Linked DNA regions of Homo sapiens: all the other regions are linked to region 1. The links are chromatin loops, found by intact Hi-C in ENCODE. Cell type or tissue: heart right ventricle. All regions are shown on one strand.

Region 1 (4,000 bases):
GGGAAAGCACAGTTGTCTGCTAAGCCCTCAAAAGCCCTTCCTGTGAGCCAGGTCATGGGAACGGTGCGGTGCTCTTGGGAGCTGTACATGGAAGGAAGGCTTCCTGGAGGAAGAGATGATAGAGAGGGGGATGTTAGCCTAACCTGGGGAAGGGAAGTCTGGGCTCCAGGCAGCTATGCAAAGGCTCAGCAGCCTGGGGCTTGGGGGTGGGAGCCACAGGGGAGGTGTGGCAAGCACACCTGGGCCATTGGTCTCCTGTGTTGTGTCGGGGGGAGGTGAGGGCTGAGGCCTAGAGAAGAGCAGGATTATTTCCTTGTGTGAGGCCAAGAGCTGAAGCCCAGTGCCCTCCGACCCATCCTCAGCCTTGACCACGGTGACCCCGTACACCCAATCAGGCAGGGGTAACTCATAGGCTTCCCTCTGACCAGGGCTACTCCACGGATGTGTGTGTGCCCATCTCCCGGCTGCCGGAGATCGTGGTGCAGACCAAGGAGGATCTGAATGCCTCAGGACTCACAGGTTCTGCCCACCCTGCTGCTGGGGAGAGGTGGGGAGGTGTCAGGGCTGATCAGAGCCTGGGGCAGCAGGAGGCAAGAGGAGGACTGGGCTGGAGAATAGTTCTGTCCTCTGGGCCCCCAGGAAGCATTGTCGGGCATGTGGGTGACGGCAACTTCCACTGCATCCTGCTGGTCAACCCTGATGACGCCGAGGAACTGGGCAGGGTCAAGGCTTTTGCAGAACAGCTGGGCAGGTAGGAGCAAAGCCAGGGAGGGGAAGAGCTGAGGGCAGAGGAAAGGGAGCCCCCTGAGGATGTCTCCTTCCTGCCCCCAGGCGGGCACTGGCTCTCCACGGAACGTGCACGGGGGAGCATGGCATCGGAATGGGCAAGCGGCAGCTGCTGCAGGAGGAGGTGGGCGCCGTGGGCGTGGAGACCATGCGGCAGCTCAAGGCCGTGCTAGACCCCCAAGGCCTCATGAATCCAGGCAAAGTGCTGTGAAGGGGGTCTGAGCACTTAGCCCACAAGTTCCCTGACTACGGAGCCGGTTCTGGAACTTTTCTTCATGCCACGGCCCCTGCAAGGAAATAGATGCTGAGGCAGTCTTCCTGCCAGCGAGCCCACTGTATCTGGGCCCAAGGCCAGAGGGCCCAGAGAGAAGCCTGAGCACCGTGTTACCTCCCTGGCCCTCTGGCTGGCCCCAGGAGCCTTTGGTTCAGTAAACGACCCAGGGTGGTTCCCAGCAAAGCTGCTTCCTCTCTGCTCCTACGCATCCTGTCCTGGCGGGAAGAGAGCGTCTGGGTCCATTCAAGACTCTGATGACACCCCTCCCCGAGGCCTCCCACTGCCGGGGTCCCAGGACCCTTCCCCCTTCACCTGGTGACAGGAACACTCCTTTCCTGGTATGGAACGTGAGCTCCCGTGACATGATGATAGGTCTTCTCCTTGGGGCCTCCCCCAATAAATCTGTAATAAACCTGAAACCCACCTACAGCTACCTGGAAGTCAGCAGGCAGCACTTCCTCCCCTCCCCCTCCAGGGTCTCTGTCCTTTGGTCAGTGACCCCTTTGTTTTGGGGCTGTCCTCTGACTTCTTATAGCCTGGGGAGGAGGTTGGTGCTCAGGGTTCGGAAAGGAACCCAGGTCCCTGTCCCAGCTACTCCGCCTCAGAGCTGAGGACCTGCCCACGGCACATGTCACTCAGGATGGGCTCCCCAACTGGGCCTGAACCGGGCCTCTGAACACACTGAATGTGTTCCTCAGCAGCTGCCACGTCTCTAGAAACAGAGATGAGACTATTTTTGCACCCACCTCTTCATGGGGTGATGTATCGTACCACCAGCTGTTTTGCCCTCAAGGTCTGTCCACCCGAGGGCCTGCCCCTGTCTTGGGCCGGAGCCCGTCTTGAGACCTTGGCAGTTGTTCCCCCCTAAGCCCACAGGAGGGCGCCCGAAATCATGAAGCTCAGATACCACGCGGCATCTGCAGCTCACGACTCCTCTGCCCAGGGCCTGCGGCACTCAGCCCTGGGCAAACCTCCTCCTAGGGTCAGGTAAGTCCTGGCAGCCTGGAAGCCAAGCTAGTCCTCCATCCCCTGCAGGTCCCAGGAACCTGCAGTGCTGTCTCATCTTCCTTGCCCCTCTAGCCTTCGGTCCCTTTTGGAAAGAGGCATGTCACACCCCACGCCCTCCCTGGCCTCCGCCCCTCTCCTCCTCCCATCAGCTGTCAGTGCTCAGGCAGGCTGCTAGGCCTTAGGCAGAGGCAGCTGCGCTGAGACGCCCCAGTCCAACTTCAGTTCTTGGAACCCCTCCTCCGTGCTAATACTGGGCTCCAGCCGACAGCAGTTACACCAACCTGAGCCTGGAGGCTACTCCTCCGTGACGTTTCTGTCCCGTGCTGCCCTGGTGGGGAGCAGAGACCGTGCCAAGGGCTCACTGGTGACAAATCTCAGCCCTCTCCCCAAACCACCCCAGCACGCGTGTGCTCATCACCGAGACAGCCCTCTCGCCCCTCCCCTTCCAGCCAGCCAGCCAGCCACCCACTCTTCCAGGCGAGAATCCTGCAGCAGCTGCGCTCTCCCTCCTGGGTAGGACTCTTCTTTGATGCGCCCTCCAGTGCCTGGCAACTAGGAGGCGCTCAGCAAATGACCATTTCCCACAATCTTTTATTAAGAAAAATTCCAAACATACAGAAAAGTTGAAAGAACAAGTACACTGTTCACTGAAATACCAGCCACTGCAGATTCAACAATGAACATTTTGGCCTTATTTGCTTTGTGTATTTTGGGGGGAACTATTTGGAATTAAATTACACATTTCTTGAAGGCATTCACCTATATAATCCAGCATCTATCTCCTAAGAATGAGGACATTTTCCCATGAACTGCAGTACCGTTAAATGGCTATTAGAGGAATGGTTGGTCTTTGTGAGGGTCTCACGTCCAGGAACCTCATCAAAGTGTGCTAGGCCCTTAGCAGAGAGGGTAGAACCTGCTCGCCGGCTCCCTCACCTTCTCTCCCATCCCAGAAAGGCAGAACAGGGGCAACACAGGATTCTGGAGAGCTGTCCAGATAGAGGATCACAAACATGAGCTCCACCTGGGAAACACAGACAGCCCCAATCCCACCCCCACAACAAGAGCAGGCAACCTGGGTCCAAATTCAGAGGACACCACAGCCGGCAGAGGGCTGCAGCATGCCAGGTAGGACGGAAGTCGCTGGGGGTGGGGATGAGCACCAGCCCCTAGAGCCTGGAATAGCACCCGGCGTGGGCTACAGCCCTGCCCCACCCACCTCACAGCTGCTCGGCTCACCCATGGCACTGCCAAAGCAGCAGGCTTAAGCCGCCAAGGCGGGCACATGAAGCCTCCATTTCCAGGTCCAGGGGTCAGGCAAGGAGATCTCCTTCAGGGCTGGGCCCTGCCTCGCCAGCTTTGCTGGTGGAATTAAATATAGCACAGGGAGACACAGTTGCCAGGCAGAAGCAGGAGGTGCTGTGAATAGAACAGTGCCCTTTGTGGTGACAAAGCTATGGGGAGCCTGCTGTGCATGTGCCAAGACCTGCAGGGCAGCTCCCCCAGCCCCCACAGGGACCTCTGAGCTGCATGGTTTTGTCCCCGCTTCACATGTGAAATATCTGAAGTTCAGATGAAGTCGTTTCCCCAAGATCATTCTGCCAAGTAGGAGAGCCTGAATGCACAGTCTAGAGCCCACGTTCCTGCCACCGACTCACAACAGCCCCAAGGTCTTCACCCCAGACGGGTCCCGCGCTGAGACCCAGGCTCTGAACCACCGAGTCTTCTTTAGTGTTTCTCCGCTGGCCCTGGCTCACGTTTGCCCACTGGCCTGTTGTGAATGCCCTTGCACAGAGTAGGTGCTTCTGGAAGCATCTGATGGAGGGTGACTGCGGAGCCAGGGGCCGTGGCAGCAGGGGGATGGTCCAGCACATCAGGCGGGCCTGAGAAGGGTCAGAGCAGAGAGGCGGTGGAGTCGTCTCCCTCTAGAGC
Region 2 (4,000 bases), 210 kb after region 1:
GAACTGGATGAGAGAACTGTGTGAGCAGACACTGCTGTTTTGCCAAGAGGTGGCCAATCTCTGCAGTAACCTGGGCAGATGTGACCTGGGCCCCATGGGAACTGGGGTTCAGTACTAGGGAACACCTACATTACACCCGATTCCTTATTGGAGTAGAAAACAGTCCTGTATTCTCAAAGGGAAAGAAGGAATAACTGTATCTGGACTTTGGATTGGAGGGGAAAATGTTCCTATTAGAATGTTTTCCCACTGACAGTCCTTTACTGAGATAGTTTACGATACACAAATATGAAGTGTATGGCTTGGTGACCAACACTCATATCAAGATATAGAACACTGTCCTCACCCACAAAGGTTCCCAGTCCCTTTTCCCCGCCCTTCAGCACCCAGAGGACACCACTCTCTTGACTTCTGTCATGGTAGTTTTGCCTGTTCTTGAACTTCATTGAAGTGGAATAGTGCGGCATGACCTGTTTTATGTCTGGCTTACTTTGCTCAACTTAATGTTATTGACATTGATCCACATTGCTGCATGTGTCAGCAGGTCCATTGTATGAATGCAACACAGTTTGTTTATTCGTTGTCCTGTGGATAGATAGTTGCATCCTTTCCAGTTTTCGGCCATTATGAGCAAACCTGGACACATATGTTCATAAAAAGACTTGTATATTAATTTCTGCACCTGAGGAGCAGAATTCCTCAGTCATCAGATAGATGTATTTTTAACTTGAGAAACTGTCCAAAAGTTTGTGCACAGTGGTTGTGCCATTTACCCTGTCACTAGCAATGTTTCAGAGCACTGGTTGCTCTGTATCCACTCCAAAACTTGGTATTGCTAGTCCTTTCAACTTTAGCCATTCTGTTGTGAGTGTCCTAGTATCTCACTGTGGGTTTTTTTTTTTTTGAGACGGAGTCTTGCTCTGTCGCTCAGGCTGGAGTGTATTGACTGGATCTCAGCTCACTGCAAGCTCCGCCTCCCGGGTTCACGCCATTCTCCTGCCTCAGCCTCCCGAGTAGCTGGGCCTATAGGCGCCCGCCACCACGCCCGGCTAATTTTTTGTATTTTTAGTAGAGACCATGTTTCACCGTGTTAGCCAGGATGGTCTCGATCTGCTGACCTCGTGATCTGCCTGCCTCGGCCTCCCAAAGTGCTGGGATTACAGGCGTGAGCCACCGCGCCCGGCCGTCTCACTGTGGTTTTAATTTGCATTTCCATGTTGATGATGAATGATGTCGAGCAGCTTCTGTGTGCATATTGACCATTTGGGTATCTTTTTTTGTGATGTGCTTGTTAAGTATTTTGCCCATTTTGGGGGAACTGTATCTTATTTGTTTCTGGTTGTTATCTATTTTGGTTGCAAATTCTTTGCTAGATGTATGTATTGATTTTCTCTTCATCTGTGGCTTGTCTTTCTCCCTCTTTAATGTTTTTCAATGAACAAATTGTCCTAATTTTGATGATGTCCAGTTTATCACTTTTTAATTTTATTTATTTTATTTTATTTTTTTATTTTTTATTTATTATTATTATTTTTTGAGTCAGAATCTCGCTCTGTTGCCCAGGCTGGAGTGCAGTGGTGCAATCTTGGCTCACTGCAAGCTCCACCTCTCAGGTTGATGCCATTCTTCTGCCTCAGCCTCCCGAGTAGCTGGGACTACAGGCGCCCGCCACCACGCCTGGCTAATTTTTTGTATTTTTTAATAGAGACGGGGTTTCACCATGTTAGCCAGGATGGTCTCGATTTCCTGACCTCGTGATCTGCCTGCCTCAGCCTTCCAAAGTGCTGGGATTACGAGCGTGAGCCACCGTGCCCGGCCTATTTATTTTATTTTTTATTTTTTGAGACGGAGTTTCGCTCTTGTTGCCCAGGCTGGAGTGCAATGGCGCAATCTCAGCTCACCACAACCTCCGCCTCCCGGGTTCAAGTGATTCTCCTGCCTCAACCTCCCGAGTAGCTGGGATTATAGGCATGCGCCACCACGCCTGGCTAATTTTGTATTTTTAGTAGTGATGGGGTTTCTCCACGTTGGTCAGGCTGGTCTTGAACTCCCGACCTCAGGTAATCTGCCCGCCTTGGCCTCCCAAAGTGCTGGGATTATAGGCGTGAGCCACCGCACCTGGCCTTGTGTTTTCTTTTAAAAGCTTTATAGAAAAATAAATAAAAATGAAAGCTTTATAGATTTAAATTCCTTATTTGAGGTCTGTGATCCATTTCAAATTAATTTTTGCATGTAATGTGAGTTAAGGGGTCAAAGTTCGTTTTATTTTGTAGAGAAAAATAGTTGTTCTAGCACCATTTATGAAAAGATTTCCTTTCTTTGTTGAATTTGTATTGATGCCTTGGTGAACATCAATAGACCATATATTTGTGGTCTTTCTGGACTCTCTTTTTTCCTTTGATCTATTTATCCTTTATGCCAACACTACATTCATAATGTACTTTTCTATAGTTAAGTGTTTAAATCTGATAGGTCAAGTCCTCCAATTATATTATTCTTGTTTAGTTCAGGTTGGCTGTTCTAGGTCTTTCAATAAAATTATAAAATCAACTTATTAGTTCCTACTAAAAAGCCTGCTTGTATTTTGATTGGAATTGTGTTGACTCTGTAGATCAATTTAGAGAAAATTGATGTCTTAAGAATATGGACTCTTCCAATCCTTGCGTGGTATATTTCTCCATCGTTGTATGTCTCCTTTAATTTCTCTCATCAGCATTTTGTATTTTCACGCACATTTTCAAAAATTAAATTTATTCCTAGGTATTTGACGTGTTTTAATGCTACTATAAATGAGCTTTTAAAATATTTATTTTCCAAATATTTGTTTCTAATTGATAGAACTATAGTAGATATTTGTAGGTTGACCTTGTATTCAAATTCACTTATTCTAGTAGTTTGTAGATTCCTTTGAATTTTTTATGTCTGTAATCATAGAAGCATTCTATGCTTGTGCAGATAAAGCATTTTTCAGTGTTAAAAGTTTTATTGACTTCTTTTTCTGGAGTTTCCATCTTCTCATTTTGTCTTCTCCTTTTGGTATCAAGTGCTAAGAATAGCACCACTTGGAAATATGACAGGACTGCAGCCAGTGTGGATAATTATCATTTTCAACTACAGATCTCTCTCAGCCTTGTCTGCTTATCACACTGGCTTGATCGCGCCCATGAAGATCCGCACAGAGGCCCCTGGGAACCTTCGTTTATACAGTGGGAGCCCCACTCGCAGCGAGAAAGAGCAGGTCTCCATCAGCTCCTTCTACTACAAGGAGCGGGTAAGTGCCAGAGCCGTAGCCTTTGATTCTTACCCCTTCTCCTGGATTCTTGTTCCTCATCTCCTGCCTGGCGCAGCAGCTAGATTAGTAATCACCCTGTAGCCTTTCACTTTCGTAATCAGTTTGTTCAAGAAAGTCATTACTTTGTTCCTTTCAGTTGGTTTTACCTGCTATAAATTGTGTGTGTATGGGTCAGGGGGCCGTTCTTATGGTCCGTAATCTTTACTCCCCATTTAGCCTTGTCCTTGTAATCTCCACTCGTAATCTCCACTCCCTGAGTTGATTCCCATTATTTCAGGGTAGAATACCTTAGCTTCAAGTCTTCCATGGTATTCTGATGTTTCTCAGCAAATTAAGGAATGCCTCTGGAGTCTTGGGATCTCAATATATTTGGAACTTGATGGTTGTGAGAAGTCTTAAAGTTAATGTCTGAAAGGTTTTTTGTTTTTTTTTTTATACTAAGTCTACATGGAAATACCTATCTGAGTGGACCAGATGATACAAAAATCACCTGAGCTTGTCCTTATGTGCCTAGTTTCTTAAATAACTCATTGTCCCTAAAGTAGTTATCATTAAGCTGTCAGAAACCCTTGGTGCCAACCATGTAGAGAAAGTTGGCAGAGAAAGCTTTCTGTGTTGACAGATTGCAGGTCTGGCTTAAACAGACTTCTAGCTGACATGATGTTTTAAACAGAGTTACCACTGAGCACTGCACAAACTCAGTCCTTA
Region 3 (4,000 bases), 400 kb after region 1:
GGGAGGATCACTTGAGCCCAGGAGGTTGCGGCTGCAGTGAGCCGTGATCACACCACTGCATTCCAGCCTGGGCAACAGAGTGAGACCCTGTCTCAAAAAAAAAAAAAAAAAAAAAAAAAAAAAAAGGAAGTAAAACAAAACTAATAAGAAAGGCCAAAAAATAAAGTGAGTTTCTAGCATGGTAATGAGAAGATTTAGAAAAAAAGTGACAACACGAAACCAAGCCCACCTATTAATGAAAAGTCCAATTGGTGAAAATCTGACAGATTCTCCCAGAGCTCCCCATTGCACCGCTGTAACTGTCCAGTGGGGTTGGGAGTATCCACAAGGCCTTTTGGAGAGAGAGCAAGTCCCACCTCACAGGGACTTGAGAGTGCAGAAGTAATTGCCTGCATTTTCTTTCTTTTTTTTTTTTTAGACGGAGTCTCGCTCTGTCGCCCAGGCTGGAGTGCAGTGGCGCGATCTCGGCTCACTGCAACCTCCGCCTCCCGGGTTCACGCCATTCTCCCACCTCAGCCTCCCAAGTAACTGGGACTACAGGTGCGCGCCACCACACCTGATAATTTTTGTATTTTTAGTAGAGATGGAGTTTCACCATGTTGCACAGGCTGGTCTCAAACTCCTGTGCTCAGGCAGTCCTCCTACCTCAGCCTCCCAAAGTGCTGGGATTACAGGAGTGAGCCACCGCACCCGGCCATATTGCCTGCGTTTTCACAGCAGGGCAAAATACAGGAAGGCCACGAGGCCTGCAATCCCCAAGCAGTTAGTGCTCACGGAGCAGCCCCCACCTCAGTGAGCATCTAGGGGAGCTGGAGGATTTTGCCATCAAGTGTAAGAGTCAAAGATTAGATGTTAGAGCAAGCACAGGATATTATCAAAATGCCAACACATCTGGCCTGATGGGAAAAGCCTAGACCTGTGACGTGGGATTGTGTTTATTCCTGCAGTGGGAGAGACACTAAACCAAAAAAGTTTTATGTTTGCTCAGGGAGGTAGCTATTGATTTATTTATAGAGAGAGGTTCTCACTCTGTTGCCCACGCTAGGGTGCAGTGGCGCGATCATAGCTTACTGCAGTCTTGACCTCCCAGACTCAAGAGATCCTCCTACATCAGCCTCCCAAACAGCTGGGACCGCAGGCATGTGCCATCGTGCCCAGCTAATTTTTTAATTTTTCTAAGTAGAGACAGGGTCTCTCTATGTTACTCAGACTGATCTCGAACTCCTGGCCTCAAGCAATCCCCCCAGCTCAGCCTCCCATAGTGCTGGGATTACAGGCATGAGCCACAACACCCAGCCAAGAGGGCCATTTAAATTCTGATCAGCATAAAGTAAATCTGCAGATTGACTGACCCTCAGTGGCCCTACAAATTTGCCTCGCCTGATTCTCCAGGGATGACCCAGCTTCCATGGTCAAGAACAGACCAAAAAATAGCCATCATATTTATTTCTGGTATTGTGTTTGTATTTCCAGACATGCTGTCTTTGGGAGTTCCTTAGTTGATCTGAAGAACAGCCCTCTTAATTCTGCTCTGTTCCACTCCCCCGTTGGCTCTGACCTCTGATCTCTGCCTTTGAACTTTGTGTGATTTTTTATTGTGCCCAGCACAATGACCAACTTGTAACAGAGCCCAATAAATGCTTGTCTTGTCTGCATCAGATCTCAGACGGTAAGAATAACTGGGCCTTGCCTCTCCACCTGTTCCCGGCCTCTGCTGCCCTCTGGTGGCAGCATGCAGCCCTACTCCATTATTACTGCCCTCGCGGGGACTGTTTTGGAAGCAGGTATCTGTGATTTCAAAATTCTAGCCTTTCCCAATTTACCCGTTCTGTTGACTTACATTCTTGACTCATCTGCCATTTTTGAGAGGAAGTTGGAAATATGTATATGAATAGTTCTAACTTTCAAAAAAGCCATAATGGTTGCAAAATTTCAACTGGAGTTTTCTTTACAGTTAGGTGTTTTGCCCAAAGACCACACCAGGCTCCAATGAATAAATGTTATCTATAAAGAATGCCACAAGATGAATGTAAAATTTGGAAAATTCCAGGACTCTCATCTCATAAGTGTCTGTCCCATCTCAGACACCTATAGCGGAGAGGAAGAAATTTAAAAGAAGAAAAAAATTTTTGTTCTGGCAAAAGCAGTGGGGTTATATCTTCTTTTAGGTTCCCTAAAAATGGGATTACAGGCGTGGTGGCTCTTGCCTGTAATCCTAGCACTTTGGGAGGCCGAGACAGGCAGATCTCCTGAGGTTGGGAGTTTGAGACCAGCCTGACCAACATGGAGAAACCCCGTCTCTACTAAAAATACAAAATTAGCCGGGCGTGGTGGCCGATGCCTGTAATCCCAGCTACTTGGGAGGCTGAGGCAGGAGAATCTCTTGAACCCAGGAGGCGGAGGTTGTGGTGAGCTGAGATCGCACCACTGCACTCCAGCCTGGGCAGCAAGAACAAAATTCTGTCTCAAAAAAACAAACAAACAAACAAAAATCAAAACCTAAAACAAGCACATGGATGCAGGCAGTCTATTTGGGAGGTGATTGCAGAAATAAAGAGCGAGAACCAGGGAGGTCTAGAAAGGGAGAAGTTGGAGGAGCAGTGTAAGGTTGAGTATGTGAGGTTCTCCTACAGATTCTGTAAGGGCATCTTGAGAAGCACAGAGAAAATGTATCGGAATTGTCCAATAGGACAGGAGGCTGGAGCATTTATCACCAGCTTCCACTCCTATGGGTGAGGACTGTCTTCAGTGACATCGATTCACCCTCACTTAGGGACTTCCCAGCCATGCAAGCCAAGCAGATGCTGGCTTTGGCAAAAGTCCTTGGACAAAAGCAGGAACATAGAGGTATGCATTTGTAGTGGGATTCTATCAGTACAAGTTGAGTATGAGCTTGTTAGGCAGGAGCTAGCCACTGGAACTGTGGCTGAAATGAAAGCTGAGACAGAGTTCACACAGAACCTTCCACCGCAATTGAGGCTAAGACCAGAGGCAGACAGAGGGGGCATGATGAGGAGGAACAGATGTGTTTGCTACAGACCCCAAAGGGTCATATCCTCAATGTAAGAGTGAACCAAGAGGAAACCCACCTCCCCAGGGCACTGCAAGTGAAATCTCCTGCGTGGAGTGGGTAAAGGCTGAGGATGCAGAGCCACAAGGAGAGTCCTCACTGAGGTCTGAAGCCTGAATTCGTGCAAACCGGGTGATCTGAAACACCTCAAGCCAAAATTGTGATGTAAAATAGCCCGGTTGGTGGAGCCACAAGGCTCTCAGAGGAAGCAATTAAAATTGTTTTATGGAGAAATGTATCTTCAATTCAGGCCTCAAAAAAATCCCGCAGGTAAAATTCCAAAGACTAGCCAGGCACGGTGGCTTACGCCTGTAATCCCAGCACTTGGGGAGGCCAAGGCGGGCAGATCGCGAGGTCAGGAGTTCGAGACCAGCCTGGCCAATATGGTGAAACCCCATCTCTACTAAAAATATAAAAAGTAGCCAGGCATGGTGGTGCATGCCTGTAGTCCCAGCTACTCGGGAGGCTGAGGCGGGAGAATCGCTTGAACCAGGAAGGCGGAGGTTGCAGTAAGCCGAGGTTGCGGCAATGCGCTTCAACCTGGATGACAGAGTGAGGTCTTGAAAAAAAAAACATAAATAACTTAGGTAAATGTAATAGGATAAATGTCTATAAATGAACTTTTCATGTAATTTGAAATTTTGAAGTTATGTTAGGTTAAACAAAATAATAGATATTCGTTAAATGTCTGGGTCAATTTGTTTCATTAAAAAATAGTATTTTTTAATGAAATACAAGAACACATTATTTTTTATGAACCATATGAAAAATATTATTTTTTAATGAACAAAATTACTGAATATAAATACAAGTGTGTTCTTTGATGCTTACATTTTGTAAAAGATTACATTTATTGGGTCTATTAATACATCCAAAAATTTTATTATGGAAAAACATGTTTTTAAAAATTATGAAATGGGAGCCAGGAGG
Region 4 (4,000 bases), 250 kb after region 1:
CCTCCCAAAGGGCTGGCATTACAGGTGTGAGCCACACACCTGGCCAGTGGGACTTGTTTTAACGAATTGCACAGGGGCTTATAGACTCATTCCGTCCCACCTAGAGAGCAGGAATTGATCCTTAATTAGCACACTCACCCTCTGACACACACACCAACACCCCAGCTGCTGTGTCTTCTGGCAGAGCCATGCATGGTGTGTGCTCCCTTGCCTGACAAGCAAAGAAACTAGGAGCTCGTTGTGTGGGTCATGGTAAAAATTTTTGTGTTTCCTTTGAGTAAAGGGAGTAACAGTCGTGAGTGAAACTCTTTTTGATAAGGAGTAGCAACGGAGAGAAGGGGAAAGAATCAGATATTTAGCTGGTAGACTCAGTGGGACTGAGTTCAGGCCTGGTTTGCCACTACTAGAAGGGACTTCTGATGTTAAATAATGAGCATAAAGCGTATTAGTCTGTTTTCACCCTGCTGCAAGGAACCGCGTGAGATTGGGTAATTTATAAAGGAAAGAGGTTCAATTGACTCACAGTTCTGCATGGCTGGGGAGGCCTCAGGAAACTTACAATCATGGTGGAAGGAGAAGCAGGGACATCTTATGTGGTGGCAGGTGAGAGAGTGTGTGCGTAGGAGGAACTGTCAAACACAAAACCATGAGATCTCATGAGAACTCACTATCACGAGAACAGCGTGGGGGAAACTACCTCCACAATCCATTCACCTCCCACCAGGTCCCACTCTCCACACGTGGGGATTATGGGGATTAACAATTCAAGATGAGATTTGGGTGGGGACACAGAGCCAAGCCGTATCATCTAGTTTGTGTTCTGAGTTCTTTTTATATATTTCCCTTATGGTAGTGGTAATTATTTTCCAGTTACACTTGTGGTTGAAAAGCAATAGAACTTTCAGGAATAGCGGACAACCATGGTGTTCGCCATCACTTTGGAAATACACAACTCATCTCAGGGGACTGGTTATGTCTTCCCAAACCAGATATCAGAAAATCCCACTGCTGCCGTCAGGGAGAATGCCATCAGGGAGAATGCCTATTAGCATATGGGAAGGCCCATGGATAAGCTGTCTTCGCAGTGGGCTAACTGGAAAACGTAAGAAAACCGCAGCCACAGCCGGGCGCGGTGGCTCACGCCTGTAATCCCAGCACTTTGGGAGGCCGAGGTGGGTGGATCGCCTGAGGTCAGGAGTTTGAGACTGCCTGGCTAACATGGCAAAACCCCATCTCTACTAAAAATACAAAAAAATTAGCCGAGCATGGTGGTGCGTGCCTGAAATCCCAGGTACTCAGGAGGCTGAGGCAGGAGAATCACTTGAACCTGGGAGGCAGAAGTTGCACTGAGCCGAGATTGAGCCACTGCACTGCAGCCTGGGTGACAGAGCGGGACTCTGTCTCAAAAAAAAAACAAAGAAAGACATGAGGACCAAGCTCCTCTTCTATCATAAATATTTTTTCTCTGACAGCAACATAAATTACAACACAATCTCTAACTACTGACTTTATTTTGCTACGTGAATCCAAGATAAAATATAAAGGATGAAAAAAACAATGGAATAGAAATAGCAGCTCTTTTCTCACTGAACTCAGCTCTTTGCTGTCATAGGCCTGAATTGCCATTCGGGAGAGCATTTTCTCTCCCCCTTGGGTGCTTCCGGATTGAAAGTTCTTTCAGCATTAACTGGCCCAAGCTTCTGGTTGCTTGTGCAGTATAAATAGAGGATACGCTCTTTCTTGTTTTTCCCACAAAAAGCTTTGAAAGAGTTGGAAATCCCGTAAGAGACGGCTGCAAGAGCTCGGAGTGTAATTTTTAGAGCTGAAGGTGTAATTTTTAGAACATTGGTCTCTTCCTGAACATTGACATCTTTAAAGCTGAGAAATTATTAACACTAGGTGGCAGCAGAGACCTAGTGCAGGTGAGCGCGTCACCATCTGAAATGTAGATAAGGTTAAGGGTTAATTCAGTCTAGTCTACACTCACTTCTCTAGTTGTGAAATGAAAGATCAGCTCACTTATAATTCATTCTGGATTTGTTGATGCAATGATTGAGCAGACGTAACATCAGAAAAGCCGTTTGAAATCCTGCCTCTCACCTTGTTGGTCATGAATGTGTCTTACACATTATTGCTGAAATCAGAGCTCTGACATTAACATGAAATTACCTTTTTGTTTTTTTTTTTTTTGACCAGAGTTTCACTCTTGTTGCCCAGGCTGGAGTGCAATGGCGCAATCTCGGCTCACCGCAACCTCCACCTCCCGGGTTCAAGCAATTCTCCTGCCTCAGCCTCCAGAGTAGCTGGGATTACAGGCACACACCACCATGCTCAGCTAATTTTTTTGTATTTTTACTAGAGACTGGGTTTCTCCATGTTGGTCAGGCTGGTCTTGAACTCCCGACCTCAGGTGATCTGCCCGCCTCGGCCTCCCAAAGTGCTGGGATTACAGGCGTGAGCCACTGTGCCCGGCCTGAAATTACATTTTAAAATGAGAAACATAGTTACAGTGCACATATAAATAAGGAAGATGGATGTGGTCACATCAAATCCAGGAGCTTGGTCAGTAAGGTGGTAGGGGGACTCCAACAACATAGAGTCCAGCATTGGAGTTCAAAGGTGGAACTGAAGTAAGGAATAAAAGATAAAAAAAATAAAAACAATGAGCTGAAACCAGGTTCATGTCTTTCTGTGTATTTCACCGTTGACCTTCAAACCAGCCCCATCAGAGACACAGCTCATTTGACAGTTCTGTGAGAATAAAGCTCAGAGACTTTTGCCGCAGTTCGCAGGAAGAACAACAAAGCTAGGATTGGAACCCAGCTCTCCTATAGGTGAGCCTGACTTCTTTTGCTCTATCACGTTGCTTTAACGGCAAGAATGTGTAGCTACCATGGTGGGGACAGTTCACAGACTGTGTTTATCCTTCTATTTCAGATGGGTCAAAGCCAGAGAGCTGAGATAAGATAGGTAATTCATGTGCTGGATAATTGCATCGAATCCAGATGAAAAAAATCTCAACAAATGATGGTCGTAGATCCAGGCTGAAAAGACAAGTTTTACAAAGGGGGTGGGTGCGGTGGCTCATGCATGTAATCCTAGCACTTTGGGAGGCCGAGGTGGGCAGATCACCTGAGGTCAGAAGTTCGAGACCAGCCTGGCCAACATGGTGAAACCCAGTCTCTACTAAAAATACAAAAATTTGCTGGGCATGGTGATGCATGCCTGTAATTTCAGCTACTCGGGAGGCTCAGGCGGGAGAATCGTCTGAACCCAGGAGGCAGAGGTTGCAGTGAGCCAAGATTGCACCACTGCACTCCAGCCTGGGCGACAGAGCGAGACTCTGTCTCAAAAAAAAAAAAAAGGTTTTATGAAGGATGGATGCAAAGTCTCCAGTTGGTTGGAAGTAACTGTAGAAGTGCAGGATGAGGGCGTTCCCATGAAAAAGACCCAGAGGTTTTAGCGAACTGCTTGGTATGAAGCAACAATGTGCATTTATGATCAAAAAGGTCAATGAAATCTCATAGTTCACTGAATGGAGAGAGAAAAATAGCCCCATTTATTCTACTTTATTAACCCACTGGTGAATCATTGCGTTCAATTCTAGGACATTGTTAGAGGGACAGAGTTCAAAGGATGGGCAAGGTGGTAACAAATTTGAAAACTATATACAATGAAGAATTACTGGCCGGGTGTGGTGGCTCACGCCTGTAATCCCAGCACTTTGGGAGGCCGAGGCGGGTGGATCACCTGAGGTCAGGAGTTCGAGACCAGCCTGGCTAACGTGGAGAAACTCCATCTCTACTAAAACATACAAAAATTAGCTGGGCTTGGTGGCAGGCGCCTGTAATCCCAGCTACTCTGGAGGCTAAGGCAGGAGAATCACTTGAACCTGTGAGGCGGAAGTTGCAGTGAGCCAAGATGGCGCCATTGCACTCCAACCTGGGCGACAGAGCAAGACTCCGTCTCAAAAAAAAAAAAAAAAAAAAGAATTACTGCA
Region 5 (4,000 bases), 210 kb after region 1:
GCCCAGAACTTAGGATAAGCTTTAGGTATTGCCTTGCATACATTTAAACATTGTTGCAACCTCCCACTCTTGCTTTAGTTTATGTTACTAAAATAGCTCTCATGTAAATAACTAGAGAGATCTTTAAGTTAATAGAATAATTTCTGATCTCCGTAAACAGATACTCATATTGTTAGCAAAGGTGCTTTCAAGAAGGTCTCTCCTCAGCATTAGCCCCTTCCTTCCCCCCGTTTCTCCAGGGTTCCCATTTCCCCATGGTGTCACTCTGAAGATAGTCCTGCAGGCCCAATGTCAAGACACCCAATTCCCTCATCACCCCCCAAACACTTACCAGAAAAAATTTGGTATTGAGCCTATTCAAGAATGTCTTCTTTTTAGGAATGAGTATGTGCTCTCAATATATGTTCTCCTTCTTACCTCCTACAGGGGAAAACAGGCTTCTGCCTATTTCTCCACTTGCACAATGATCTCAGTGTGTGTTAGTGTTCCTCAAACCTATTTGTAGTTCCTTTGTCAGAACTGTGTTGATGTCAGCCTCCATATACCTTGAAATGTGACTAAAAGAACAATGAAATTGAAGCTGTGTTTGGAGTGTGATGGGGTGGGAGGGAGGTGAGGGAAGCCGAATTCCGCTGTGCTTAGGTTCAGATTTTTTAGTCGTTCCCATCCCAACTGTACAGTGTATTATGGTACATTGGAATCCATCGGATGTGTGGGAAGCTTTCATTTTATTCTATATTTTTCCCTTTTAATTTTCTTGGTGTTTTTCTTCCCTCCTCCTGGGTGTAACGTTTTCATGCACAGATGTCTCCTCGCTCTGCCCGGCGGCGTTGGTCCATACAAGCAATTAACGACTTCCCGGTACTGTGCGCTGTGCAAATGCTCTCCTTAACTAATCCTGTCTCTACCCGAGGCCCAAGAATAAAATGCCACCTGCCTGGCTTTGAGGAACCTGAAATGACAGGCGAGCTGTTTTCAGGACCAGCAACAGTCAATTTTTTGCTTGGGGGAGTTCAGACACCAAGGGCTGCCTCCTTGTCCAATCACAGAGTTTCAAATGGCTAATATTGTCAGGGATCCTGAATGGACTCTTTTGGCAAAGGAAAGTTAATGCTGGGTTTCTTGGAAAGAACCCTGATTGTAAGCCGTTAGCTTACCCAATTTCACTTGGAGCATTTGTGTAATTTTTTGGAGCTTTCAAAAGCCTACCTTTGGCATGGGGGGAGCAGAGGAAGATATAAGAGGCTTCCACTATTTTGTCTCTGCTTTTACAGTCCTGGTCTAGTTCACAGAGGGAGGTGCCCACCTGCTTCATTGGCATAACACGGAAGCTAGCTTTTATCCTTTGGGAAGTTTCTGAAACAAATTTTTTTCCTTACCATCAATATTTTGTGTAGACAGTAAAACCTCCGCTGTGGACATCCTCTTTTCCTTTTCTTTCTTTCTTACTCCTATTGGCCATTTCCCCTCTTCTGTCTTCCTCTCCCATCCCTTCATGTTTCAGTAGTGCCAAGGTGACCTCACGCTGTGCAAGGCAGCCGTGAGGCTTTGTATAAATTTCATTTGGTATAAAGAATATTCAGGGGAATCATCCTATAGCCTTGTCATAGAAAACCAGTTGGAATCAGAAGCCCCGATTAGCAAGTACCACTGCTGCCAACAACTTGTAGGTGGAGCCACCAACGGGGCCACCTTCCAAAAGCCTGTCCCAGCCAACCCGACTGCTGAATTTCCACTGATTGTCCAAAAGTCCCTGCTCCCACTGCTATTTAAATAGGGACTCATTTAGACTCCCTGCCCGCTCTGCGGATTATGCATTGCTAATGGGGTTTCTGCGAAGCAGTTGGTGGCTTATTCTTGGGCTGCTTTTACATTCAACCCATTTATTGGCATCAATGTTGCCTCTGATCGTAGCAGTAACACTGGTGGTACAGTCGCAAGCTGGCTATTGGTTGTCATTCAGTGCTATTTGCACCAATGCCTCCCTCCTGCCCCCCAACCCCCACCCCACTCCGTTCTTCCTTGTCCTCTTTGCCATAACTCCATGAACACCTTCTTGGTTTGTTCAGAGGGGCAGCCTGGTGCTCATCATGTAATAATTTGTCTGTCTTGCTTTGTCTCTTTTCCCTCAATTTCTTCTCATGAAATCTGTGGGGACAGGACATTTTCTATTGATGGAGCATTGAAAGGATCAAATCCTTTTCCTCCCAGAGGTACTAACTTTACTGCATAGAGAGGTATCCATATTTAAGCCCGTCAGAGTGGGACTGGAGCAATGCAGGAGGATCAGGGGCTTTTAGACCATGGCGCCCTTCCCCAGTGCAGAAAGATCAACCACACCTTAGCCTCATGTGTCAGTATGCTCTGGAACCAGAGGATCATAAAAGAAATCCATATGTTATTACCTGGCAGTTGCAGAGACAAGAGAGACTCCAAACATTGCCAGCAAGATATTAAGGGGAAAATTTCTTAGGAGAGAAGTGGATGGAACATGAGTGGTTCTTATTGCCAGAGCACTGGGGAAAATACCCTGAAAAGATGTCCATCTACTCATTAGCTAGCAGCAAAGGCCTAAGACCCCAACTAGTATCTGACCTGATTTGAGATTTCACCTCTCCAGCTAGACAGCCTCGTTAAATTAGAATCCCCAGAGTAATTGGCCAGCAGGCAGGATTACCAAGTGACCCCTGAAGCCTGAAGGGGAGATATTTATGTTTAAAAACCACTAACCAACACATTATAAAAAACCGACAGTGACAGTATTTTGCAGCCCCTTAGAGATTTTTGACAATGTTTTGCAGTTATTTCTTGCTGGATTAAAAAAATTTACAGCACTGTCCCGTAATTGCTTTTACAGTTTGGTTCCGGTAGCAACTCTAATTAGGGTGATCCTTTGTTGGGGAACCTCCCTTATGGCAGGCTTAAAGGCAGCTGAGTGAGGTTTCATAAAGCACCTCTTATCCATCCAATACGGATCAAACAGAAGGACCTAGAAGCCTGGTGTCTCAAGAAGTCCCAGGAAACACAGACTGTGATTTTCATAATTCATTGAAGAATCATTGCAAAAAGTTGCAAAGACCACTGTCTATATTTGCATCAAGTATGGATGGGTCACGTAGGTTTGTTTCTACCGATCTTTGTAACCCAAAGCTGCAAATGGGGGAAGAGTCCCTAAGACATCTCTTTAGACTCTTAGTTTTCTTCTGTCTGAATGTGCCTAATCCTAACAAACCCCAAAGCCTAAACACTGTGAGGTGCCCGGCCTGAAATGCAGCATCTTGGTCTGAATCTGGCCTGCCCCGCTATGAAGCCATGTAGCTGCAGGAACTGCAGATCTTCAGTAGACACTTGGGCTGAGCAGAACAGAGTCACGATGCTGACAGAAAGTGACTAAAGAAGTGAGTCATCGTAGAAGGGTGGAGCTGGACAGGCATCGCTGGAATCCAGTGCCAATCTCCTTCATGCAGAAATGGATCCATTAAAAAATGGACCAAGCAATTTCCATATTAACAGGGAGCTTAGAATTTATTTATTAGTTTTTAATATAAAATTATATACTGAAAATCAAGTTAACAAGAATGAGCTTAGCAGCCTGACAGGCCTGTGTTCAAATCTCAGCGCTGATGGCTGTGACCTAGAGTAAGCCTCATGTCCTCATCTGTAAAGTGGAAGTAGTATCCCTCATCACAGAGCTGTCGTAAGTGAGGCTTATACTAGCACAGAATGAGCAATCCAGGAGCAGGAGCTGATACTGTAAGTCCTCAGTCAAACATTTGTATACTTGGACTTGTGTCATTTGTCAATTTCAAATGGGCTAGTCTGTTTTGCAAATGAACTGCTTTGGGCATATGAATCTTAATTAATAATATGCTTTTATTAGGTTTGTTTTAAAGGTCAGGAAATTGTGAATTTTTTTTTTTTTTTTAGGCAGGGTCTTGCTCTGTTGCCCAGGCTGGAGTGCAGGGGCGCGACCTCAGCTCACTGCAACTTCTGCCTCCCG
Region 6 (4,000 bases), 66 kb after region 1:
CCGGGCGTGGTGGCTCACACCTGTAATCCCAGCACTTTGGGAGGCCGAGGTGGGCTGATCATGAGGTCAGGAGATCAAGACCATCCTGGCTAACACGGTGAAACCCCGTCTCTATTAAAAATACAAAAAAATTAGCCGGGCATGGTGGCAGATGCCTGTAGTCCCAGCTACTTGGGAGGCTGAGGCAGGAGAATGGTGTGAATCCAGGAGGCGGAGCTTGCAGTGAGCAGAGATCGCGCCACTGTGCTCCAGCCTGGGCGACAGAGCGAGACTCAGTCTCAAAAAAATAAAAAAATAAATAAAAAATAATAATAGAAGAAAACAGCTGGGTGTGGTGGCTCACGCCTGTAATCTCAGCATTTTGGGAGGCCAAGGCAGCAGATCACCTGAGGTCAGGAGTTCGGGATCAACCTGGGCAACATGGTGAAACCCCGTCTCCACTAAAAATACAAAACTTAGCTGGGCGTGGTGGCACATGCCTGTAATCCCAGCTACTTGGGAGGCTGAGGTACGAGAATCACTTGAACCCAGGAGGCAGAGGTTACAGTGAGCTGAGATCGTGCCACTGCACTTCAGCCTGGGTGACAGAGCAAAACTCTGTCTCAAACAAAACAAAACACAAAATGAAACACCCAACTCATTGAGGCCTATATAAATGCAAACATTTGGCTGGGCGCGGTGGCTCACACATGTAATAATACCAGCACTTTGGGAGGCCGAGGCAGGCAGATCACCTGAGGTCAGGAGTTCGAGACCAGCCTGGTTAACATGGTGAAACCCCGTTTCTACTAAAAATAAAAAAAATTAGCCAGGCATGGTGGTGCGTGCCTGTAATCCCAGCTACTTGGGAGGCTGAGGCAGGAGAATTGCTTGAACCCAGGAGGTGGAGATTGCAATGAGCTGAGATCGTGCCATTGTACTCTAGCTTGGGCAACGAGAGTGAAACTCCATCTCAAAAATAAAAATAAAAAAAAAAGCAAACATTAAATTCTAAATGACAGCGGGACACAGTGGCCTGTAGTGCCAGCTATTTGGGAGGCTGAGGTGGGAGGATCACTTGAGCCCAGGAATTCGAGACTGCAGTGAGCCATGATCATGCCACTGCACTCCAGCCTGGGTGAATTAGCCCTGTCTCTGGAAAAAAAAAAAAAAAAAAAGACGAAGAAGAAGATTCAGCTGAGCAAGTTAGGTTTACTGGCACCAGATGCAGGTTCACACTCAAAGTCAAGACCATGCTATGGCCATGGCAGGAGGCCAGCCTGGGCAACACAGCAAGACCCTGTCTCTTAAAAAACAAACAAACAAACAAACAAACAAGTCTATTACTATGGATGGCTCAGATAAAGCCAGCGATTGACACTGTCATAGCATCTTTATTGCTAAGTTAAAAAAAAATATTGCACCCAGCACAATTTGCACTGGTCCCACCTCTACTTATTAGTAGTAATCTTCACAGCTCATCCATCCCCTCTCTATGCCTAAGGTAATGACTCAAGCTTCTCCTTCCCAGCCTTTTCCTAATAGAAAAAAAATGGTCAAGAGCACCTAACAAAAAACCATAATGCAAATGCAAAAGGGCAGGCAGAGTTCATGTATTTAATTTTAGGTCTGTTACTAGGTTTTTCTTGAGCCCTGGCCAGGGTTATTCTGGTCCTGGCATGGGGAACATAGTTTGCATGGGTGTGGGTTAAATTAAAAACAAACAAACAAATAAAACTCTCACATCAAGTGCTCAAAGAACATGTCCCTAGGCTGGATCCTTGAGGCAGCCGGACAAGCACCACCCACGATCCAACCAGGACACCTGCCAGAAGATCCTAAGACGAAGTTTGTTTCCCACATTACAGAAAAAGGACAGGGGCAGCAGCTAACACAATAATTATTTCAAACACTCTACCACCTCCTTCTTCTGGTGGAAGTATTATGCAACATTAGAGAAAGGAATTCCACTTTGAATAGGCCCATGGGTGACAGAGCACCATACTAAGCTCTCCTTAGGGAATTATATTAAATAACAGATAAGCTGCTTAACATATTATGTTACTTCACTTTTAAGAATTCCATTCATGGTTCATTTGTTATAAACGCAGTCCCTTTTCCAAGGGAAAGGGGTATGTCCATCAAATAACTTAATTAAAAATATGGCCATACTGCCTTGTGAAATTAGTGGCAGAGAAGTCAACAGGATGAGGAAGCCTGAAAGTCAAGAGCTTGGGCTGGGTATGGTGGCTCACATCTGTAATCCCAGCACTTTATGAGGCAGGAGGATCGCTTGAGGCCAGGAGTTCAAGACCAGCCTGGGCAATATAGCAAGACCCCCATCTCTATTTAAAAAAAAAAAAATGGCTGGGTGCAGTGGCTCATCATGCCTATAATCCCAGCACTTTTGGAGGCCGAGGCAGGCAGATCACTTGAGATCAGGAGTTTGAGACCAGCCTGGCCAACATGGCAAAAGCCAGTCTCTACTAAAAATACAAAAATTAGCTGGGCATGGTGGCGCATGCCTGTATGCCTATAGTCCTAGCTATTTGGGAGGCTGAAGTGGGAGGATCACTTGAACCCAGGAGGCAGAGGTTGCAGTAAGCTGTGCAATTCTAGCCTGGGCAACAGAGAGAGACTCCGTCTCAAAAAATAAAATAAATTTTAAAGAAAGTCAGAGCTCTATCTGTCCTACACCTAGGGAAGGTGACATCTAAACCACTCTAAGAAATTCCAAAGTTTAAATTCTGAAAGTCAAGATCACATTTTAAAAGTACAAAGCAGCTGGGCATGGTGGCTCACACCTGTATTCCCAGCACTTTGGGAGGCTGAGGCGGGTGGATCACCTGAGGTCAGCAGTTCAAGACCAGCCTGGCCAACATGGTGAAACCACGTCTCTACTACAAACACAAAATTAGCCAGTACTACAAATACAAAATTAGCCGGGTATGGTGGTGCATGCCTGTAATCCCAGCTACCTAGGAGGCCAAGGCAGGAGAATGGCTTGAACCAGGGAAGTGGAGGTTGCAGTGAGCAGAGATCGCATCATTACCCTCCAGCCTGGGCAACAAGAACAAAACTCTGTCTCAAAAAAAAAAAAAAAAGTACAAAGCAAGAATGGCTGGCTCCTGATATGCAACAGGTTTCGTGGAAAACCAGTACTCCACCCAACCCAGGATCCCCCATGTCTCTTACATGCTATATATACCTGTGTATATATGCCATATACTGTCTCTTTTATCAGAGTTTATCAGATTGTGAGCTCTATGAGGGCAAGAACCATGTCTTATCCATTTCTGTGTATCTATCAGGACTGAAAATGATTCCTTGCATATATTATAGTTAAATGTTCTGTAAGTATTAGCTGGGTTTGAGTGAATCCAGCACAAAAAGGCCTGGTGAGGTAGAAGGAAGATAAGAACTGTACAGTTTTGGAAGGCAGCCTGTTCAAAACAAACACATGTCTAAAATGTAAAAGAAGAACAGCCAAATTTTACAAGAAAGAGAAAAAATGTTCCTTAAAGTAAAACTGAGGAAGGGAAGCACCAGTTTCCTCTCACAAGCTTCTGAAAAGATAAAACCATGTCTGGTTTCAGTGATAATGTGTTACAGGCTTAGGCAAGAACAGGTGAAAAAAATCTGATAAATGCAATCAACCATGAAGCTGGCCACAGCTCAGGGCTGAGGGAACCAGACTTGGCCAGGCTGCTTAGAAACTCATTGGTATAAATACGGCTTTAAAACAAAGGAGGCTCAAAAAGAGGAGAGATGATAAATGCATCAGTCTCAACTTGTTCTTTATTGTAGACAGTCTCCCACTTCTATTCAAGTATTTTTGGAGTGCCAACTACCAGTGAGACAAGGAGGTGGGATGACACCAAGTATAACACCAAGGGAAGCACTCAAGGGTCATCTTTACCGTCCCGGAGCTGGCCTTGGCCTGCGTTCCCACTAGCTGTTAAACCCAACATGCCAAACCTGGAAGAACGCTAATACATCAAGCATTGGTGTACAGCAGGCC
Region 7 (4,000 bases), 300 kb after region 1:
TCAGATTTCGTTCCTCCTCTGCTCAAAACCCTCTTTTAGTCCATTTTCTGTTGCTGTAACAGAATACCACAGACTGGGTAATCTATAAACAAAAGAAGTTTATTTAGCTCACAATTCTGCAGGCTGGGAATTCCAAGGACGTGGTGCCAGCATCTGGTGAGGGCCTTTTACCTTCATCCTAACATGGCAGAGGGCACCACATGGCAAGAGGGCAAAACGAAGCATGTGCAAGAGAGAGCTCACTTTGATAACAAAGGCATTCCCATGAGTACTCACTCCCCTGATGGTGACAACATGAATGCATTCATGAGAGCAGAATCCTCATTAATCCATTAACCCATTCATGAGGGCACAGTTTCTAACACATGGACTTTTGGGAGACACATTCAAACACCAGCAACTCTATGCCAGGTCCACGTTTCACACGGCATAAAAGCTGAAGTCCTTCTAAGAGGATGATTTTCTAGATCGGGTCTCCAGCTACCTCTCCGACCTCATTTATGCTTCACTCCGCCTCAGCTACACGGCTTCCTTCTGGAAGCATGCCAGGCCTATCCACCAGGGCTGCTGCACCAGCTGTTGCCTCTTCTTAAAGTTATTGTATATTTAAATAATAATGGGGCCGGGCGCGGTGGCTCATGCCTGTAATCCCAGCACTTTGGGAGGCTGAGGCGGATGGATCACCTGGGGTCAGGAGTTCAAGACTAGCCTGGCCAAGATGGTGAAACCCCACCTCTACTAAAAATACACAAATTAGCCGGGCGTGGTGGTGCACGCCTGTAATCCCAGCTACACGGGAGGCTGAGGCATGAGAATCGCTTGAACCTGGGAGGCAGAGGTTGCAGTGAGCTGAGATCGCGCCACTGCACTCCAGCCTGGGCGACACAGTGAAATTCGGTCTCAAAAAAAAAAAAATGATGATAAATAAAAATAATGGGGTGGCAAAATTCATGAGGGTGGTGTTGACTGTGCTCAGAAATCAAAAGCAATGTCCAGCTGGGCATGGTGGCTCACACCCGCAATCCCAGAACTTTCAGAGGCTAATGTGGGAGGATCGCTTGAGGCTGAGTTTGAGACCAGGCTGGGCAACTTAGTGGGACTCCATCTCTGTATAAAAGAAAAAAAGCAAGGCCTCTATATATGACCTGAGTGAATGGCTCCCACCACGCCTCCTCTTCTCAGGGGAAGAGGAAAATGCTCTTCCCCTGAGATCCACATGCCTCCTCCAAGTCTTAGTTTGTGTCACTTTCTTGGGGAGGCTTACCAGTCCCCTCCCAATTGTCCCCCAGGCTGAAATGGGGAAATGGGTATGGAGCGTGGATCTTTAGCTCTGACCTGAATGAGTAGGAGATGCTAGGTGCCGACTCCTTTCTCTGTCTCAGTGTCTGGAAACTGAACAATTGAGCCTGGATGATATCTTAGCCCCCTCCCACTCCCCACTTACCCTACGATCATGCATGCCCCGTGCTGCTCATAGCTCCTGACGGTCAAGGCAGAGAGTGGATACTGAGGAGACCCTGAGCACTAAAGCTGGGGCAAAACAGGAAATGGACAGGGAAGTCTGTTGTGCTGTTTAAATGTCTTCCATCTTGCCTCGATTTTCACTAAGGTGTTTTTTTTTTTTTTTCTTTTTTTTTTCGCCCCATCTGGAAACTGCCAGACACTAAAGGTTTCTTAACCGTGGGCATAGAATTTATGGGGTCCCTGAACTTGCAAAGGAAAATAATTAAATACTTATTCTCACTCACCTTTAAGTGATACTTGGGATTTTCTTCAATTATGAATGCAGGCAGCAAATAAACCATAGTGGTATTAGCAGTGCCAATAGAAATGGAAGGTATGTTCATGTCATATTACAGTCATTACAGTGACCTGGAAAAGTCACTTGTGCTCATTTTTTCCAAATTCCTAGATCTTGTTATTTATTCCCATCTAGTTCACGCATTTAAAAAGGTTATTCTGAGAGGAGCGCCACAGGGTAACCAGTCTGTGTACAAAGTAAGGTTAAGAGTCTCCATTAGGGGTTATTTCATTTCCCTGTGGCTCAAGCAGCTCTGAGATTTGGTTTTGAGGGGGTCTGAGACTGACTTCGCCAAGCCCGGCTCCGGGTGTGCAGGGCCCCTCGGGCAGGGGGCCGCGAGAGGGCAGGCGTGTCCCAGCCTGTTCCAGCAGCTCGGGCTGCAAAGGGCCATGCTGCTCCCGGGGTCAGCGCCGCTCATACTGGGAGCGTACGTCCACCACCTAGTGGTGAAGCGCGGCGCTGCGCTCCGCAGCCTTGGCGAGGCCCAGGCCCAGGCCCAGCCCAGGTGTCACAGCCAGCCCAGGTGTCGCAGACAGCGGGCTGCTGTTCCTGTGCCCTCACTCCGACACCTGCTCCCAGGCCCCCCTAAACGGAGGAACATTGGCAGAGCCCCAAATTTAAATGTCCTCCTTTGCAACTCTCTTCGGGTTCAGGCATACATGGCCAGGATCACTTGGTGGGAACTATTCACCCATGTCATATTTAGGGGCGTTCCTTTTTTTTTTCTTTTATTATAAATGTAGTGATGGAGTCCCGCTGTGTTACCCAGGCTGCTCTCAAACTCCCGGCCTCAAGCGATCCTCCCACCTCAGCCTCTCAAAGTGCTGGGATTGCAGGCCTGAGCCACCACGCCCAGCTTTGATTTCTGAGCACAGTCAACACAACCCTCGTGAATTTTGCCACCCCATTATTATTTAAATATGCAATAACTTTCTTTAAGGAACTCACTTTTTACCTGAAATTAATTCATATAAAATGGAAAGTTTACATCCCTATCGCAAATGGAAAACCCAGTATACTTTGCCACAAATATAAGGTAACTATAAAGACAAATACAACAAAGACAAAACAATTCTGTTACTGCTAATCAGTTCCAGCTAGGCGTAAAGACTTAGTAGCATCAAACAAAGGCTTTCTGTTTGACATGATTGGAATGACTTGGGGGAAAAAACTGAAAAGGGGATGGCTTTTTTAAACTTTGGCATTCAATGTTATTACACGAAGATCATCCCACCATTTGGAGAACACTGAGGGAGATGAGGCTGAGTCCTTGGCAGCTTCTCAGTATTCAATAACCGCACCTTGGGAGGCTGGCAATGCAGGCCAGGCCCTGGGGTAGGTGTTCTGGATGCTGGGAGGGACAGGTTATTCATAGGCTCTACTTTCAATGGGCATTTTGGAGGACTTCTCCTTTCCTCCAAGTGGATCTGGAGATTCTCCTTCCTCAGCTTCAGTGGGGAAGCCACTTGGTGTACCCCCTGCATAAGTGGCAGGTTATTTTTGTAGTTGGGCTCAGGGAAGCTACAGAGCTGGGTGTGGTAGCAGATAGAAGGAGCAAGGCCGTGATCTTGTCTGGGTACTGGGCATCCTGCCCACAAGTTCATTGTGTGGACGACATATTTCCTCAGCAGGCACTTGTCTTGAGGTCTGTGCCAGGATTTGGCCCTCAGGGTTATATGTTGCTCTGTTTAAGACTTACCCATAGGATTTCCAAAGGACAGAAAGAATTTGAATACAGATCTGGTAGCTTAGAGGGCAAGCTAAGATAATAAGTGAGAATGCAAGCATGTGTGTGTGTGTGTTAAGAACTACAGAACACTTCACACATAAGAACTTTGTACAAACCTCTGCACTAAATAATGCAGAGCACCTAAATGAAATACTAGTATGGCTTCTAACAGCATAATGCTGTGTCCCTAGGATGTTACTAGAGATAAAGAAGGACATTTTGTAATATGAGATGGGTCAATCCACAGTCTACACACATGTCAAAACATATTGTACACTATGAATCCCAAATATCTGAGATAGGTCTCAGTTAATTTGGGAAGTTTATTTTGCCAAGGTTGAGGACATGTTCCCATGACACAGCCTCAAGAGATCCTGACATGTGCCCAAGGTGATCAGGGCACAGCTTGGTTTTATACATTTTAGGGAGACATGAGACATCAATCAGTATATGTAAGATAAACATTAGTT

The links. A loop is a pair of places that touch in the nucleus more often than their neighbours do. Peaks named below come from ENCODE experiments on the same cell type or tissue, not always from the same donor. Only the 100,000 strongest peaks of a DNase experiment are listed, where the experiment ranks them.
Region 2: it touches region 1 in a loop (2.4-fold over the local background); 7 of 110 quality-filtered maps call a loop at or near these places.
Region 3: it touches region 1 in a loop (4-fold over the local background); 28 of 110 quality-filtered maps call a loop at or near these places.
Region 4: a loop joins it to region 1, with 3 times the contacts of the local background. A loop is called at or near these places in 21 of 110 quality-filtered maps.
Region 5: a loop joins it to region 1, with 2.5 times the contacts of the local background. A loop is called at or near these places in 9 of 110 quality-filtered maps.
Region 6: it touches region 1 in a loop (2.5-fold over the local background); 23 of 110 quality-filtered maps call a loop at or near these places.
Region 7: a loop joins it to region 1, with 2.5 times the contacts of the local background. A loop is called at or near these places in 27 of 110 quality-filtered maps.

What each region holds. Positions count from the first base shown.
Region 1 is chr16:75,109,353-75,113,352 of GRCh38, reverse strand. ZNRF1 (zinc and ring finger 1) reads right to left here. Exons shown (of 5, transcript NM_032268.5): 5 at 2,359-4,000. It overlaps LDHD (lactate dehydrogenase D), which reads left to right. Exons shown (of 11, transcript NM_194436.3): 9 at 429-519; 10 at 640-751; 11 at 832-1,489. The coding sequence ends at 997. Among named protein-coding and RNA genes, the nearest start is that of LDHD, 5.4 kb to the left of the region's middle. RefSeq lists an enhancer at 2,017-2,066. In heart right ventricle, CTCF peaks have their summits at 1,733 and 1,937 (motif pointing right); DNase peaks (open chromatin) are centred at 1,239, 1,942, 2,522 and 3,332; H3K4me3 peaks cover 2,905 bases; H3K27ac peaks cover 4,000 bases.
Region 2 is chr16:74,903,218-74,907,217 of GRCh38, reverse strand. WDR59 (WD repeat domain 59) reads left to right here. Exons shown (of 26, transcript NM_030581.4): 18 at 3,118-3,271. Among named protein-coding and RNA genes, the nearest start is that of WDR59, 80 kb to the left of the region's middle. In heart right ventricle, no CTCF peak of the experiment used is centred here; no DNase peak of the experiment used is centred here; H3K4me3 peaks cover 654 bases; H3K27ac peaks cover 1,094 bases.
Region 3 is chr16:74,707,326-74,711,325 of GRCh38, reverse strand. No RefSeq gene overlaps it. Among named protein-coding and RNA genes, the nearest start is that of MLKL, 8.5 kb to the right of the region's middle. In heart right ventricle, CTCF peaks have their summits at 1,516 and 1,725 (motif pointing left); a DNase peak (open chromatin) is centred at 1,715.
Region 4 is chr16:74,860,841-74,864,840 of GRCh38, reverse strand. No RefSeq gene overlaps it. Among named protein-coding and RNA genes, the nearest start is that of FA2H, 88 kb to the right of the region's middle. RefSeq lists an enhancer at 1,724-1,863. In heart right ventricle, CTCF peaks have their summits at 1,704 and 1,903 (motif pointing right); no DNase peak of the experiment used is centred here.
Region 5 is chr16:74,896,559-74,900,558 of GRCh38, reverse strand. All of the region lies in intron 18 of WDR59 (WD repeat domain 59), which reads left to right. Among named protein-coding and RNA genes, the nearest start is that of WDR59, 87 kb to the left of the region's middle. In heart right ventricle, no CTCF peak of the experiment used is centred here; a DNase peak (open chromatin) is centred at 1,714.
Region 6 is chr16:75,042,874-75,046,873 of GRCh38, reverse strand. All of the region lies in intron 1 of ZNRF1 (zinc and ring finger 1), which reads right to left. Among named protein-coding and RNA genes, the nearest start is that of ZNRF1, 46 kb to the right of the region's middle. In heart right ventricle, no CTCF peak of the experiment used is centred here; DNase peaks (open chromatin) are centred at 1,703 and 3,673; H3K4me3 peaks cover 271 bases; H3K27ac peaks cover 4,000 bases.
Region 7 is chr16:74,811,512-74,815,511 of GRCh38, reverse strand. No RefSeq gene overlaps it. Among named protein-coding and RNA genes, the nearest start is that of FA2H, 39 kb to the right of the region's middle. In heart right ventricle, CTCF peaks have their summits at 2,012 and 2,213 (motif pointing left); a DNase peak (open chromatin) is centred at 2,251.